Linked DNA regions of Homo sapiens: region 2 is linked to region 1. Evidence: chromatin loops called from intact Hi-C (ENCODE). Cell type or tissue: Caco-2. All regions are shown on one strand.

What was found. Peaks named below come from ENCODE experiments on the same cell type or tissue, not always from the same donor. Only the 100,000 strongest peaks of a DNase experiment are listed, where the experiment ranks them.
Region 2: a loop joins it to region 1, with 4 times the contacts of the local background. A loop is called at or near these places in 10 of 110 quality-filtered maps.

What each region holds. Positions count from the first base shown.
Region 1 is chr7:135,755,870-135,763,869 of GRCh38, forward strand. It overlaps LOC105375522 (a long non-coding RNA gene), which reads left to right and starts at 2,654. Exons shown (of 3, transcript XR_001745032.2): 1 at 2,654-2,740; 2 at 4,216-4,297. In Caco-2, no CTCF peak of the experiment used is centred here; a DNase peak (open chromatin) is centred at 3,792.
Region 2 is chr7:135,703,365-135,711,364 of GRCh38, forward strand. SLC13A4 (solute carrier family 13 member 4) reads right to left here. Exons shown (of 16, transcript NM_001318192.2): 3 at 4,750-4,886; 4 at 2,764-2,936; 5 at 2,232-2,286. LOC105375521 (a long non-coding RNA gene) reads left to right here. Exons shown (of 5, transcript XR_928021.3): 4 at 1-3,108; 5 at 3,671-5,232. Among named protein-coding and RNA genes, the nearest start is that of SLC13A4, 21 kb to the right of the region's middle. RefSeq lists an enhancer at 737-1,031. In Caco-2, CTCF peaks have their summits at 952 (motif pointing right) and 7,690; DNase peaks (open chromatin) are centred at 4,407 and 4,873.

The DNA of each region.
Region 1 (8,000 bases):
TTAGGTGTCCCTAAAGCATCTGCAATGCAATCAGTTCAGCTTCTGGGCTTTGCACAGACCGAATGCCTGCGTAATCTCCACTCCAGATGCAAGTGCTTTGTCTAGGGGAGGACAGGGAGATAAAAATTGCAGTTTTATTTGACTTGTCCCAAAGCCTTGGATCTTTGTATTTTCAGTTTAAAAATAACCGAGTTACACCCTTTGCTTATAGGTGCTTCTTTGTTTTTTTTGGCGGGGAGGGGTTTGAGGGAGGTTGCTAAAACAGGGACATGGTGTGAGTAGAAATTTAGATGGAACACATTCTAGATGGTCCCACCTACCTCTCAGGCTTTTAAATTTTACTAATGATGCTACCAATTTCTTCCTCAAAATTATCCCCGTTCTCTTCAGACAACAAACATCCACTGGTGTCTACCATGCACAAACCACAGTAGGGCAAACGTAGGTGGTGGCAGTGCCCTCAGAGATTACAGTTTTTTCCTTCGTTAGCAAAAGGAACTGCCAATCAGTTTCCGTAGAGGCCAAACTAGAAGGGCGTGCCAGGGCAGATGTTGTGACTTCCTTATTTGCTAAAGAAGGCAGGCAACAGACCTGGAGAAAAGATGCAAAATGATTTCTTTGAGAAGCCTCTTTGGGTATGAAAAGCTCTGGGGAGAAGGTGGTGTAATGTACACAGGGACTCCCAGAGCATTCTGGGAAGGGAGGGCAGGGCATTCACTTCATCAGTCAGGATCTACAAGCTTCCACCATTTTAACAAATGACCCCGAAGTTCCAAGGGCTTACAACAAGAATCAGTAGAGGTTTATTTTTCATGCATGCAATGTATTCATCCTGGGTTGGCTATGGCTTTCCTCCATGTTGTCCTCATTCTGGGACCTGGGCTAATGCAGCAGCTTCTATATGAAGCACTGCTTGGTCATCATGGCAGAGGGAAAAAGGGTCAAGTAAACCATGCTCTGGCTCTCATAATTTCTGCTCAGAAGTGACACACATTCCACATTTCCATCCCCCCTGCCCCCAACCCATTTTAATGGCTAAAGTAAGTCACAGGGCAGTTTCTGAGTCCAGCAGGGCAGGGATGTATACTTCTGCCACAGCATGGAAAGCTGGCATCATTGGTGAACAGGAATACAATCTACTATAGGCATTTACACCCTCCCCTGTGATTCAGAACTAGGGAGATCTGTTGTGAATGGGCATCTGATTGGCTCCAACTGTGGCCAGTGGCAGAGACAGGCAACTGGATCCCCAGAATGAAGTTACTAGGAGGTTTGAGGTGGTTAGACTGATGGATACTTAGACAGGGAGAGCTGATAAATCCACCTGACTGAGGCAGGAGAGAAGGGAGAAATGGTTCTGGATCTGTGAGGTACTTGCTGAACCCCATCCCGATCCAGGTCTCTTGGGGTCTGCTCACCCAGGGAAGTAGCTGAAAGAGTCCTTGTGGGAAGGGGCTTAGATCTTTAGCGTAGTTTTCTTGACTGAGCATAGCCCTGGAGGGTCACTACTGTGGCTTCCAGGGAGTATGTTGTCTATCTTGACTACATACCCAGCTACCAGCCTGCTGCTGTTGTTGGCAGAGCTGGATAGGGATGAATAAGTTTTGATCCCTCTCTGACTTCTCATTTCCTTTGCATTTTTTCCTCCCATTTCCTATCTATCTTACCTACTGGTAAGAATGCAGGTACTTTTGGATATATAAAAGCAAAGGAGTTGGAATTTTGTAAAATACAGAATTAAATAAAAATATAGGATTTCCGGCTGCTACCAGCTTTTGAAGGCTCAAACCTTGCATCTGGGACCTGCTTGAAGTATGCTGTTTACGCTGCAAACTATAAAGAGGGACATCTCTGTTACATAAACATGGATAAGTCACAGTTCCTCAAAAAATTAAGACCTCGAGGGCTAGAAGTATAATTTGGAAAAAACCTCAAAATCATAGCAATATTTGCTCAGATGTTAAGTATGAGAGACAAACAAACCCTCTGTACTAATTGACTGAGATGTTGGGGATGTTTGTTGCAGCACCTAGCCTGCCCTGACTAATACACTGTGTCTGTGTGTGGTGGGAGTTGGGTCAGAGAGGTGGAGTTGGTGGGGCAACAGAAAGGAGTGATTCCAGAAGGAATTTTCCAGAATGGAACGTTCCCTGAGGTAAGCATCTTGGCTGCTGTCTGGCTGGATTACATAGAAGGAGAGGACTTCGTGCAGCCTGTAGTGAGGGAGTGGTTGGTGTCTTGGCAAGTTAATCCCACCTTCTTGCCTGAACTCTTGCCAAATGGGATTCGATGAATGGATGTGAACATATGCTGTGATTTGCAATAAGAGGCTGGCGGGCTTGTGCCCAGAGCCAGTGGGTGCCTGGACTGGGGACTCAGGAGAAATAGTCAGGGAGGAGTTGGAAACTCCTGTTCCTGCTCCCGGCAGGCTTCGGGAAGACGGGCTAGTTATGCAGAGAATTTCCTGCCTTTGCAGTTCTTCTTGCCAATAACCACAGCTTAGCAAATTCACCTCCTGGCCACTTTTGGTGAATTTTTAAAAAATATCTCAGAAACTCTTTTTAGGTTTGCCTTTAAAATTTAAATCCAGTCTAGGACTGGGTCATTTCCGAATCAGATTTTGGGTAAATAACTGACAACTGGCTTATTTTCATCCACGACGAAAATGGAAGAAACTCCTTTTCTTTTCCTCTTAATTTAGAAATGCCGGGGAAAGAATTTGTTCTTGAAAGAACAAGAGGTGGGTGGAGGGCGGGGAGAGGTTAGAAAAAAATACCCTGGTTTTCAGATGACGCCTCCAGAGCCCTGGCTGGCCGGGGCTGATTGGGGTGGGTGAGGCTGTCAGGAGCTGATTCTACACAGTGTTGTCATTTTAAGAAAAGGGCGAGACCAGCTTAGGGAAAGGAAGGGAAAGGAGTCAAGCATAATGACAGACAAGCACCACCCCTGCCTGTTGTGAGGATGAGAGATTGGCAGCTCAGGGACTACCACTGCTCATTAGGATCCCAGGGAGGAATTTCATTCCCTACCTTGGTAAAGCCAAGTGGGTGGGGTGAGGGAGGTTCGGGTCTTGATGTGAAGGATCTGGAGAAAATAATGGTGCATTAGGCCAGCTGGAGAGCAGATAAGGTCTTCCTGGGCTATATGTGGGGTAAGGTGAGGAACCAATAGTACCTAAAGGTGGGATACAGGAATCTGAATGGCTTGAGTATAAAGGCTGTTTAGTTGTAACAGCTACATCTGTGTGTCCTCTCCCCATTCCCCCATCCCCTTTTCTTTTTTCTGTGAACTCATAAAGAGCCTTGGAGATCGGCAGACAGGAGACCAAGTAGGAAAAGGGATAGAAGAGGAGGGGAGAGGAGAAGAGAGATCAGGGCTGAGCCAAGAGGGATGAGAGAAGACAGAGAGGGGATGGGATGGAATCTGTGTGCCTCACCGCCCTGTCCATAGTATTTTTGGTTGCAGTCTTAGGTGTGATGAGGGTAGGACTTCAGTGTTTGGATGGTATACACCATTGGCTGAAAAGTGAAATAACAGGCACTAGAACTTAGAGAAATCATGCTTAGATTTATTCTGAGCCACACTTGAAGACGGAAGCCCAGGAACACAGACTCAGTATAGACTAAGAATGTGTCTCTAAGTGGGTTACAGGAGGCACAGTATAGATACATTTCCTAATGAGGGATAGGCGTGGCACAGAAGGTGGGAGAAAGGAGGAGGGAAGCAGTAGTTGAATTTTTGTGATTCTGATTGGTGCTCGGTGACACTGTCCATAAGATAAGGTAAATATATGGTGGAGCGGGTAGGAGAAAGGTTAGGTGCCTTAGGGTCTGGTGGAGGGCAACTCTTTGCATCCTGTCTTTGTTCTACAGCTGATAAACAGGTTTATAACCAGTACCTGTCAGTGAAGTATGTAACAAACTCCAGTTACACAGGCAAGAAGTCAGCTTTAGTTTACAGGCCTAGGTTTTATTACCTACATGTCTGACTACAGCCATCGTGGGCCATTGTGCAAATTTTCTTTTGAATTTTCCTTTTTTTAGACATCATACAAGATGTTAGGTGCCACAATAATGGTGACTCCAACCTTTGGCTTTGGGAGTTCAGTCCTTGTGGCTGAATGAATATTTGTTGAACAAATCTTAAGGCAAAGTTTTTTTTTAAATAAATATATCATTAAAATGATTGTTTCCAATCTTTTATTTTCATGTCCAGGAAGAGTATAAAAGACCCTTTGTCTGGGTTAAATAGAAGACTGACGGTGTGATGGAGTGTGTACTGCAGTTCGGCTCACCAGGTATGGTATAGACTCATTAGAGTTAGCATTAGACGAAATGAAAATCTGAATACAATGGGTGGTAGGAATTCACTGCAGGATCTGAAAATTCTGAGAAATGCTTTGGAGGCCTGGTAAATAGTCCATTGTGGGCTTCATTCTTTCCCACCTATCTCAAGAAAGAAACCACCGTTGCTTTCCATGGAAGAAAAAAGGATTGAAATGAAGTAGTTATATTTATTTACATTCCACCATTTCTTCTGGTCACTCCCAAGTTGCTTCCAGTGCGCAGAACAGGAGAGCATCTTTCATTTGGAAATAGGTGCCATCTTGTGAAGAGATATGAGTATGTTTTTTGTGCTTGAATAAGTTCTCTAGTCTTTGTCGGTGAATTTATAGAGGCAGGGGTTGTTTCTACATGGAAACAACCACTCTCTGTATTACAGTTCAGAGAAAATTTTAGAATTCATGCAAGCAGGTGCTTAACAGCAGCTCTTAGAGAAGACATTGAATTAGAGGATTTCATGTCTGAAAAGATCTTTGAGGTAATTTAATAAATACTTCTTTCTATCTCAACTTCTGGGAGCTTTGGAGAATGACTTTTATTAGAGTTTGTTTGAAGGGGAATTAAAATAGGCACATGTTTTGAGACAAATTAACAAAAAATTATCCCTATCCAATTCATATCTTTAGGATAAATATATTACAATAACCAAAAACTGAAAATAATCAAAATATCCATCAACAGAACAATGGATAAACAGAATGTGATATATTTATACAGTGAAATACTACACAGCAATCAAAAAGGACAAATTACTGACACAATGTGGATGAACCCCAAATACATTATATTGAAGAAAACAATATGAGGTTGATAATAAGAAGTTCAAGAACAGGCAAAACTAATTTATGGTGACAGAAGTAGAAAAAAACCTGGTTATTTCTTGAAGTGGCTATCAACTGAAATAGGGTTCGAGGACACTTTCTAGAACAATGGGAACGTTTTATATCTTCATCTGGGAACATGATTCTTGGGTATATACATATATAAAAGTCATTAAGCGGTGTACTTAAGATTTGCACATTTTACTTAATGTAAATCATACCAACCCTGCCGCCTCCAGAAAAACCCCCAACATCCCAAGCAATGAAAACATACAGAGTGGGAAATATTTGTCTGATTTGGAACTTTTATTGTTGATAAGTTCAGTGAAGCACATTTGATAGAAGTTCCCCTTGACTAGCAGTTTAAATAACTTGGGCATATTACTTAATGTCTCTGGGTTGTTTTTCTTTCTTTCTTTCTTTCTTTCTTTCTTTCTTTCTTTCTTTCTTTCTTTCTTTCTTTCTTTCTTTCTCTCTCTCTCTCTCTCTCTCTCTCTCTCTTTCTTTCTTTCTTTCTTTCTTTCTTTCTTTCTTTCTCTCTTTCTTTCACAGCAGTTCATTTGTTCATCACACACAGGATCTGCTACCTAAGGTGGCACTGGTGTAGCAGGGGAGAGGACACGAAGATACTCCAGTTGCCATCCTTGATGCATTTCTGCCAAGACAGAGAGCCCAATAACACCAAACTCAGTGTCACTGCCAAGACCAGCCCTGCCCTCATCTCCAGCCCTGCCCTAGTCTCCCTTTTTCTGCCTTTCTGGTTACAGCAGCACCACAGCAGCATTGAAGAGGCCTCTGTTCAGGCCCAGGCAGGAGCGCGTCTTGTGGGGACCTGGCTTCCCCTGGTCTCTGTAGCTGCTCTTGTCCTCCAGCCGGCTGGCTCAGAAAAGCTCTTTCTGTTTGGTGACTAAGCCTGAAGCCACGGCGGGGGAGAGAGAGAGAGTGTGAGAATTTGAGGGCACCAGATCCCTACCCAGTCCCCAGAGCCTAAAATATGTGGCCAAGAATTGAAGTTTTTTGTCCTCAGGGAGAAAAATGACGAAGGTCCTCCCTGAGGCAGCCCCACAGACAGATAAAGAGACACTACTCCTCCCCGGCCCAGCCCACCAGCCTACACCACAGGGACAGCACAGTGTCTCCCCACCCTGTCCTTGCCACAGGCCCCCCAAAGGGAGAAAAGTGGCATTTGTGGTTTGGACCTAGTCACAGGAACAGCATCCGGGTAATTTTCCATCTCTTCATTGACTCAAAGGCTTCCTCCGGACACAGGGAGGCAGAGCAGTTAAGTAGTTCCTGTTTGCTGATGAGAAAACTCCAAAGATGGAAGTGTCCTAACTCAGGGTCCTCGGGCAGAGGTCATGCTTGCCCTTCCTGAGTGAGACTCCAGATCAACACAGGAAACTAGTTTATCTCCTTGACCTGGAGTGGAGTAAACAGTCTTTGGCCAAGGCATTCTCCTCTCGGAAGCAGGGTTCAGTGAAAGCATAAATATTGGCCCAAGAAGACCATAGCTTCTTAGGCTAGAATGGATTTAGAGATCAGAGACTCTACATCTATTTTATAGATGAGGAAACTTAAGCCAAGTGAGGCGAAGTAACTTGCTTAGGAGCAAAAGCCAATCAATGACACAACTATGAAAAGAACAAAAGTGATCAAGTCGGCTCAAATTCCAGAGATGACCAGACAGAGCTGACTACATCATATTTTATCCCACTAGATGAGGGTTCTCAACCTCAGCACTGTTGACTTTTGGGGCTAGATAATTCCTTGTTGTGGGACCGTCCTATGCACTGTGGGATGTTTAACAGCATCCCTCGCTTCTACCCACTAGAAGCCAGTAGCATCCCTCACCCCAGCTGTGTCAATCAAAAATGTCTGCAGACACTGCTAAACGTCCCAGGGTGGGGGTGGGGGGCACAAAATTGGCCCTGGTTGAGAGTTGCTGTGACAGAGAGCCCACTCTTTTAGTTCAACACTGAGAGATACATTGGGATGCATTATTATTTGTGGACCTGTCTCATGCATCAGTCTGCAGTTCTTTGAGGGTCCAGACAGGGTTTTATTGACCTTTATGTTTCCTGTGTCTTGCATAGTACCTGACATGTGAGAGATGCAATTAATGGGTTTGCGTGAATGAATGAATGGACAAACTCACTGGGAGACCCTGGGATGTAAACTTTCATTCACTATTATCCAGTATTATATAAGCACATTGGCCAGGTGTAGCCTGGCAGGAGATGCGGGAGGATGACTCGACTCATATGACTTTCTATCTGGGGGACAGGAGGGATTCCTGTTTATCTACTTTGTCATCCACTATCATGGCACCACAGAAGGCATTTTTTGAGCTCCCTTCCCTGGGCTCCAGGCTTAATTATGTGGCTTATTTTCATTCTTATAAAACAATAGAAATAGCTACTACATGGTAGAAATTTTTTTTTCCCACTGGGGATGTAGCCAGCACTTTGGAATGTTAAGCCTCAAGACTCTTACAGTTAGAAGAGAAAGTCCCCCAAACATAGCCATTAGCAGCCATGAGAGCCATGGGAGAATATTGATCATAGAGTCATAGAATTTTGGCATTGGGAAAAGTCACAAGTAAAATATAAAAGGCAGCCTCTCTACCACAAAATCCTATCATATTGTTTTTCTTAATCCCAGAAATTTTCACCAATGTTGACTTTGGGGAAATGATTAAATAATTTTGTGTCTGTTTTCCTGAAGATGAAATGCTTCAGAGGGTAGAGTCTTCATTTGTTTAAAAGAAAAAAAAAGTGTCTTCAGAGGACCTTGTATGCTAGATTATAAAATACAAATTCCAGTGCATCTTGAAAGG
Region 2 (8,000 bases), 53 kb before region 1:
CTCACTGGCTGACTCTCATGTTCTCACTGACTGACTCTGGGAAGACCACTATCTAGAAAGGGGAACTTGTGATATGCGTATCGGAGGTGACAGGAGCAGGGAGGGCCTGGATTGTACTCAGGGAAAGTCAAGGGAGAGGGAGAGGGTGGCGGAGGGGGAGGACTTCTGATCAGCAAGTACACCTCAGGGGGTGAGTCTCTCCCACCCCTGCTGGTCCCCAACCTTTGCCTTGAGGACAGAAGAAGATGAGAACTTAGCCATCAGTGTAACTGACACACTGAGTGATCAGTGAATGTTTCCAGTTTGTCTTAGTTGCGAGGACAGTGGGAGCCACCAGCTCAGCCACTGTGAAGACAGAGAGCGTATTGGGCACACACATGCGGGATGTGGGTCCTGCGGCCATGGTCCCTCTTCAGGCTCTGTCAGGGAAGGATAAGAAGCTGACAGGCGTGCAGAGGGAAGTGTTCTTTGGAGTGAGTTCTTAGCCTGGGAGGAGAATGTGCTGTGATGTTTCCCTTCCCTTCTTCCCAAACTGGGTGAGGAGGGTAGGCGAGGATCCTCAGGTAGCATGGGAGGTGGTGGCCGCAAGAGTGCTGTCTGCACACCCAGCAAATGACCCAGTTCCCACCAGCACAAAAGATGCTTAGAGTTCTAGGGACAACTCAGGCTTTTCTTTTGGAGTTTGGGGATACATTTTTGTGTGGAAAAGAGCAAAGGCAAGAAGCCAGTAGGGTGATGCCAGAGAGGCCACAGGGAGGAGAAAAGGCCACAGTGAGGATGGCCTTTTCCTGGGTCACCTGGGACAGGCCTGCCCAGAGGCAGAGGCAGCCCCAATACAGGGGTTGTGGGGGAGTTAACCACCAGAGCACAGGCCCTGGAGGGTGGCGTGAGTGTTAATCCCAGAGCAAGGCCCTGCCATCAGGCCTGAGGCCCTGCAGAGGGCGCCATAATGGGATGCTCCAAAGACCCTGAAGGCAGTTGCCCCACAGATGAAAGAGCCAGGGACTGAAATCTCAGAGAGGGCACCAACCCCAGACCTCAATAGCCCCCATCCAGACCCTTCTCACCCATTTATCTTTCCTGTACCCTAGAGCTGCTGTCCTAAGCCCAGAAAAGTCAGAAGCAGCAGAGTGAGGGTGCGGTTAGGGGAGGAGGAGAAGAGGGAGGTGGAGGAAGACAGAAAGAAGCTCAACTCCCTCCCCCGACTTACTTTCACCTTCTTTCTTCTGCAGGCCTAGGGTGAGGGGTGGGTGGGTATGGGAGAAGCTTTGGCTGAGAAGTTGAAGTTTTGATTTGAATTTGGACTAGTCTCCCAAATGTCTGAACATGAGATTGTTATAATACCTGAAAGGAACCAGGAGAGCTACGGGATTTGCCTGGGATATCATCAAGGGTGATGTCATCAAGAAATCCAATATGCTATGATTGAAGATAGTGGTGGAGAAAAATAAAGCGATTTCCTGATGGCACCCTTCCACGTCTGTCCCACTGTGAACGCTGATTTCACCCAATGTGCGTTCTCCTTTTTTACAACAAGGGCAAATGACAGAGCTGAGCTGTATTACAAATCCAGCTTTTAAATGTGGACTATTCATTGTGGCATGCCTGTGGGCCACATTTTGAAATAGAATCTCCAAATGGAATCAGCTGTTAATAGAGCTTCCTCCAGGAATGTCTGAGGCTGCTTCTCCTTTTCCAGCTCTGCTTCCCATCATCACAAGGCCCTCTCACCTCCTGTCCCCTCATCCCCTACCTGTCACCTAAGTTTTCTTTGCCATATCTAACAAGACCAAATCTACCAAGACCTTATCTAATATCTAGAAAATATTTCATGATTCTCCAAGAATCTGCAGTGGCATCGAGATGTGAACGGTTTTCCGTTAACAAATTAAACATACTATTTTCCTAAAAGGGACATGAATTTAGAAGAGATTCTGCATGGTGGCTGTGTGGACAGTTCATATATCCACTGAGATTCAGTGTGGCCTTTTTATTTCTTCCTCATCACTGCAACACTGTGGTTAAGGGAGTGACTCTCCAGGTCCTGACAGGTCACTCCTAGGTATGGAGAGGAAATGGGGGAGGTTGGGCGGGGTGGGGGGGTGGTGTGGCAAGGTGGTGAGCTTGGGTGGTACATCTCAAAGAGCTGTTTATGGGTCTAGGTCCCCTCTTTTCTGACCTCCCCTATGGACTCTGAGAGGCGCTGTCTGGGAGAGGGCAGTCATACTCACTCTTCATTGACAAAGATGAGTTCCAGAGAAGGTTGGCTGTTCTTTACATCCAGACCTATGAGTAGCAAAGAAAAGCAGTATGTGAGAGGTGGAGGCTGGGGCTGACCCTGTGGGTTGGAGCATAGCTCAAGGGCTTAGGGCGGAGGTGGGCCATATGGAGTGGGTGACATTTCTCCTTCCCTTTGCTCTGTAAATAGAATGGGGCTCATGGATGCAGACTGGCCCCAGGGTTTTGCAGTGATCCTTGAGCATTTGGGGGCAAAGAGCAGTGTGTACCCTTGAGCATTTGGGGGAAAAGAGCCCAGAAGTGAAGGAGGAAGGAAGAGCCAGAACAGGGAGTTCAGGGAAGCTTCAGAGTCCAAGAGCTGGGATGGGAAAGAGGAGAGAGGGAAGAGGAAGGGGAATGTGGGGGCATGGCTGAGGGGGTCCTGGGGTGGGCACAAAGTTGGGCAGTCTCCCTAGAGGAGCCAGGCAGGAGGACCCCAGGGGAGGTTGGAGGAGCAAAGGAGAGATGAACTCCAGCAAACTGTACTGATGGGTTCGGCCTCTTCGGTGTTGGAGTTGCCCGCCACGAGCTGCTCGTCCTCAGCACTGACCAGCTCCTGCAGCACGGCCTCCACGATGGGCATCACCATGGCGGTGGTGGAGGTGTTGGACAGCCACATGGACAGCAACGTGGTACAGCACATGAAGCAGAGCAGCAGCCTGGAAGGCAGGGAGGGTTGGGGCAGAGCGTCCACGGAACACACATCCCTGCGGCTCCACAGTGGGCCTCCTACCAACCTGCTGGGGCTGGTCTAGACAGCTGTGGCTGGAAAGGCAGGCATTTGTCCTGCAGGGTGCCATTCAGCTCTGTACTCCCAATGCTTGGCACAGCGTAAGTATTAAAGCAATACTTCTTGAATGAATGAATCACACTTCATGGACTAGCGGCCTTAGCCAGAAAAAAGTCCTTAGTGAAGCAAAGAATAGCTCTGGTAGTAGGGCCACAGGGTGTAGACTTACCATTGTTTTTCTGTCTCCACGGACATTGGCTGGAGCTTGGCGGTGATGTGTGTTTGTGTGTGGAAGGCAATACTTTGTTTGCCCTCGCAGCCAGCAATTCTGTGAGCGCCACGGCACTCCTTGCTTTGCCGCCAAGTCACCATAGATATCAGTGACCCAATAGAGATGAATGTTTGGAGCTCACAGTTCCACCCACTACCTGTCAACATGCTGAAGGCATAGCCCCCAAAGTCACAGAAGTGTCCCGTGTCACTGTGTGCACTTTTCCAGCTGACATCTTAAAGCGTCAACACTTGGAGAAAAACACTAACAAGGTTAACCCTCTAATTATTTCTCTTTGGCTTTGAGAACGTTGTGCAATGTGTGCCTGTACAGACATGTCCTAGTTTCCATAAGATAAGCCAACATAAAGACTACTGTGTTTATTATTTTAGGTGGAATCACTGACTTTGCACAACTTGGGGACAGTACGTTTATCATGTGGACTCCATTGGCTGACAGCGACTTGACTTTGCCAATTCTGTACCTACACGGGTAACTGCCTCTGGGGGTGGCAACTTGCTGACTGATGTAAATAGGGAGGAGTGGAAATGTGAGAGGATAAAAATTCTTGCAGATAGTACACAGAGATTTTAAAGAGCCACAGAGTCTCCATATGATGTGACGAAATGCCACTGTGTGCCTGGGAGGTTGAGTGTAGGGGCAAGATTATTACTGAGTTAGGGGGTGGATTAAGCTGTAGTTATCAGACCTGTTTGACAATCTGGGAGACAGGAACATGCTTTTAAGCATAACCTATAGTCATCTAAATGACTCATACTGAGAACCAATACTATATTATTTATTTATACTCGTGTTGACTCCCATAGGAGTCAGGGCAGCTTACATAAAATACAGCAAGAAAGTTGTAAACTAGAAGGAGGTGAGCAGGATATTCCAAAAGGGAAGGTACAGGCAGGGGAATCCAAATGGAACATTGCTGAAGCTAACACAAAACTCAACCTTGACACCGTAACACATTCCCCGAGGGTGGGACTCCCTCCCGCATCACAGTCAAATGCAGTGTCTCTAACTGGGTCTGTGGTCTGAACTGATGACAAAAACTCAGGGTGGATGGGAGGAAACATTCCCGTCTCCTTCAGTGACAAAGGAGAAGACAGCCACTTCCGGTCCAGCCTGTTCCCTGATACACAGGAAACAGGTTGGGAAACAATTTCTCTTGGTCCATCCTGTTTTACCTGATGGGCCCCTATATGTTGTAAGCTGCTGCCCTTGCAGCCTAGGTCAATGGGTAAATTCTTTGGATAATGATAGCAAGGTCACAGGTTTAAATCTCTACTCCATGATCACAGGCCCTCTCCCTGGACGGGTCCTATGGCTCTGGTGTCAGCCCGACCCTTTGGTAAAAAAACAGCTGAAGTGGACATCCCGCAGTGACCTGAGACCACTGTCCTGGTGGCACACTGGGAGCTAGAAGGATGCCCTATGTCCTGGCATCCCAAATAAGACTTACATGCCCGGCTTGGCTCCGGCCATCAAGACCATGCGCAGAGCAATGCGCTTATGCAGGTTCCACTTCTCCACGGCAGCCGCCACGCAGATGACCCCCACCAGCAGCAGCGTGGTGTTCTTGAAGTACTCCGCCGCCACCTGTAGGGAGGCCAGGCATGTCAGTCACCCTCCCGGACCAAAGACCCAGGGCCCAGCACCAGCTGGGAGAATGGGCCATACCCAATAAAACCTGTTCTCAATCAAAGAGGCTGGCGAAGGGGAGGCAGGGGGGTGAGGATTATTGAAATAGCCGCCCATCCTAGAGTCACATCTACTGAGCGTTCATTGTGGGCAGGCACTGTGCTAAGTACTTGACAGATTATTTCATTCAATCTGGCCCATAACTCTATAGGATAGATGTTCTTCTCCACTTTGGAAAACATAAAACCACTGTATTTAAATATGATGTGAATATGATTTTAAAGAATAAACACATATAATTTTATATTGATCTTTTAAAATAACCCTAGGTTTCTCCCCAAACCTAATTTTTAATGTTTTTAGAAAATATTAGAAAATTATTTTCATTTCATTTCTATTAGAAAATTAATACATACTCAGTATGGAAAACTTCAAAATATAAAAAAAGTTAAAGACAAAATTACCCTTAATCATGCTACTGTAAATACTTATAGTTTCTTCCATTTTTCCTATACCTATATAGATAAATGCATTTATACAGTATGTATACTTTTATATCTTGCCTTTTTTTCATTTAACATCATATCCTCATTATTGTTTTTCTTTGAGACAGAGTCTTGCTCAATTTTTTTTTTTTTTTTTTTTTTTTTTTTGTGAGATGGAGTCTCGCTCTGTCGCCCAGGCTGGAGTGCAGTGGTGCGATCTCGGCTCACTGCAAACTCCGCTTCCTGGGTTCACGCCATTCTCCTGCCTCAGCCTCCCGAGTAGCTGGGACCACAGGTGCCTGCCACCATGCCTGGCTAATTTTTTTTGTATTTTTAGTAGAGATGGGGTTTCACTGTGTTAGCCAGGATGGTCTCAATCTCCTGACCTCGTGATCCTCCTACCTCGGCCTCCCAAATTGCGGGGATCAGAAGCATGAGCCAGCGCACCCGGCCTTAATTTTAAAAATTTAAATAATTCCCAATAATTCTCAAGTTCCAATGAATTCCAAAAATGAAAATAGTACAAGGAATACCTATACACTCTTTTTTTTTTTCCCTGAACCATTTGAGGGTAAGTTACACACATTTTGGCTGGTCCTTTACCCCTAAATACTTCAGTGTATATTTTCCTTTCTTTCTTTTTTTTTTAAAAAAAAATTTGAGACAGGGTCTCACTCTGTCACCCAGGCTGGAGTGCAGTGGCATGATCACAGCTCACTGCAGCCTCAACCTCCCAGGCTCAGGGTATATTTTCTACGAGTAGGGATTTTCTCTTCCTTAGTGGCCACAGTACCAGTTATAAACTCCTTTCTACTTTTTAATTTAATGATGGGGAAGTTGAGACATAGGGCAGTTAAAAAGATGTTTCGCATGTTTGAGGTTCATGGACCAAATCTTTGTTGATTCTCTCACTTGGAACATTCTCTCTTTCCATCTCTGCCTGTACATTCCAATCAGACTTTGAAGCCCAGTTCAGGCCTGGCATCCTCTAGAAAAAACCTTTCTTGTGGCCCTAGCCTCTGATTCCAGAATATTCCTCCTGGGCACCATTAATTCCGCACACCACAGAGCACTTGGAGCAATGCTTGAATGATTGCTTCCTGATTGTACTGTTGTTTGTTTATTTTTGTATGTGTACTTCTCTTGTCTCTCAACTAAATTTTTCGGCTGTGAATGGTTCCCTTCTATATATCTTAACACCTAGTAGAATAATATGCAAAAGTAGATGCTCAATAAATATTTGTCACATACATGAGAATTGCTTCCAACTGGAGGAACCATACAGAAATTGAGAGGAAAAGCTATAGAAAAGTCTAACTTCTAATTGAAAAACCCTCTTAAAGTGAGAAAACAAGAACATTTTTAACTGCAGCAAAAATAAAAATTCAACAGGAAAGGAAATACATAGTAAAATACATAGCATTTGAAATAATATGTACATGATCATACTAATTTTGATTATTGAATTAACAAAAATTGTGATTGAGCATATTGGGAGGATGGTAGAAGGCGAAGTGGGGGATGTAAAAGAAAAAATCTTCCCGGGAGGCAGAGCTTGCAGTAAGCCGAGATCGCGCCACTGCACTCCAGCCTGGGCGACAGAGCGAGACTACGTCTCAAAAAAGAAAACAAAAAACAAAAAGAAAAAATCTTCATCTGCTATAACAAGAAGTCAACTGATAGCCGCTTAAAGTGAGAACTCAAGGACTAATATAAGAATATCATATGGGAATGGAGCTTAATGACAGAAGAAGCTGTTAACAAAGTTACAAGTTATTGACTCTGAGGGTGGGGTGGGACTTGGTAGGGGGGGAAGTGGGAGGGATGAGGAAAGAGACTGCTGACTTTTCATTATAAGCGTTCAGTATTAAAGTATTTGATTTTTAAACTTTGTGCACGAAACACTTTGATAACATCAAAACCAAAATAAAGGCAGGCTGCTCCATCTCTCCTTTCTCTCTTTTGCCCTATGGACATTTCATTGCATCTGGTTGATGAGGGTTGTGTAGGAGAAGGGACATCTGCCCTCACTGTGACCATTTCCTGGGGGGAAAAGCCCCTGCTTCTGGTTAACCCAGTGTTTGTCTCTAAGCCCATTCCTCAGCGGACTACTGTCACGAATGCCCCCTGGGGGCAGGGAAGGCCCCCTGCTCTGGACAGCTTGTGACTCCGTGGCAGAGTCCACTCTGAGAGGGCGGTGATCATGGTGGTGGGGGCGGGGGTGGGGTTGGGGGAGCGGCCCCCTAGCGGGAGCAGGAGGCACTGCAGGATTGTCCTAGGGAAGTGGTTGAACTTGGAGGTTCAAGGGCCTTTCTCACTGCCTGGTTACTTTCCCAGGCTTTGTGGAGGCGGCTTTGTGGCACAACTGGAGCTTTATTTTCTTGTCTACCGAGGAGAGAAACCCACAGAAGATGCGGGACCGTTGTGGGAGATGGTCTTTCCACCAGCCCCATGACACAGCCCTGCGAAGCTTTTCAAGTCAGTGCGACTGGGGTGTCTTTCCCCAGGGACTGACTGACAAGAGCTACGTTTTCTGCCTCTATCATATCCCATTCTAGAACACCGGTTTGGCTGTGATGGCCTTTTA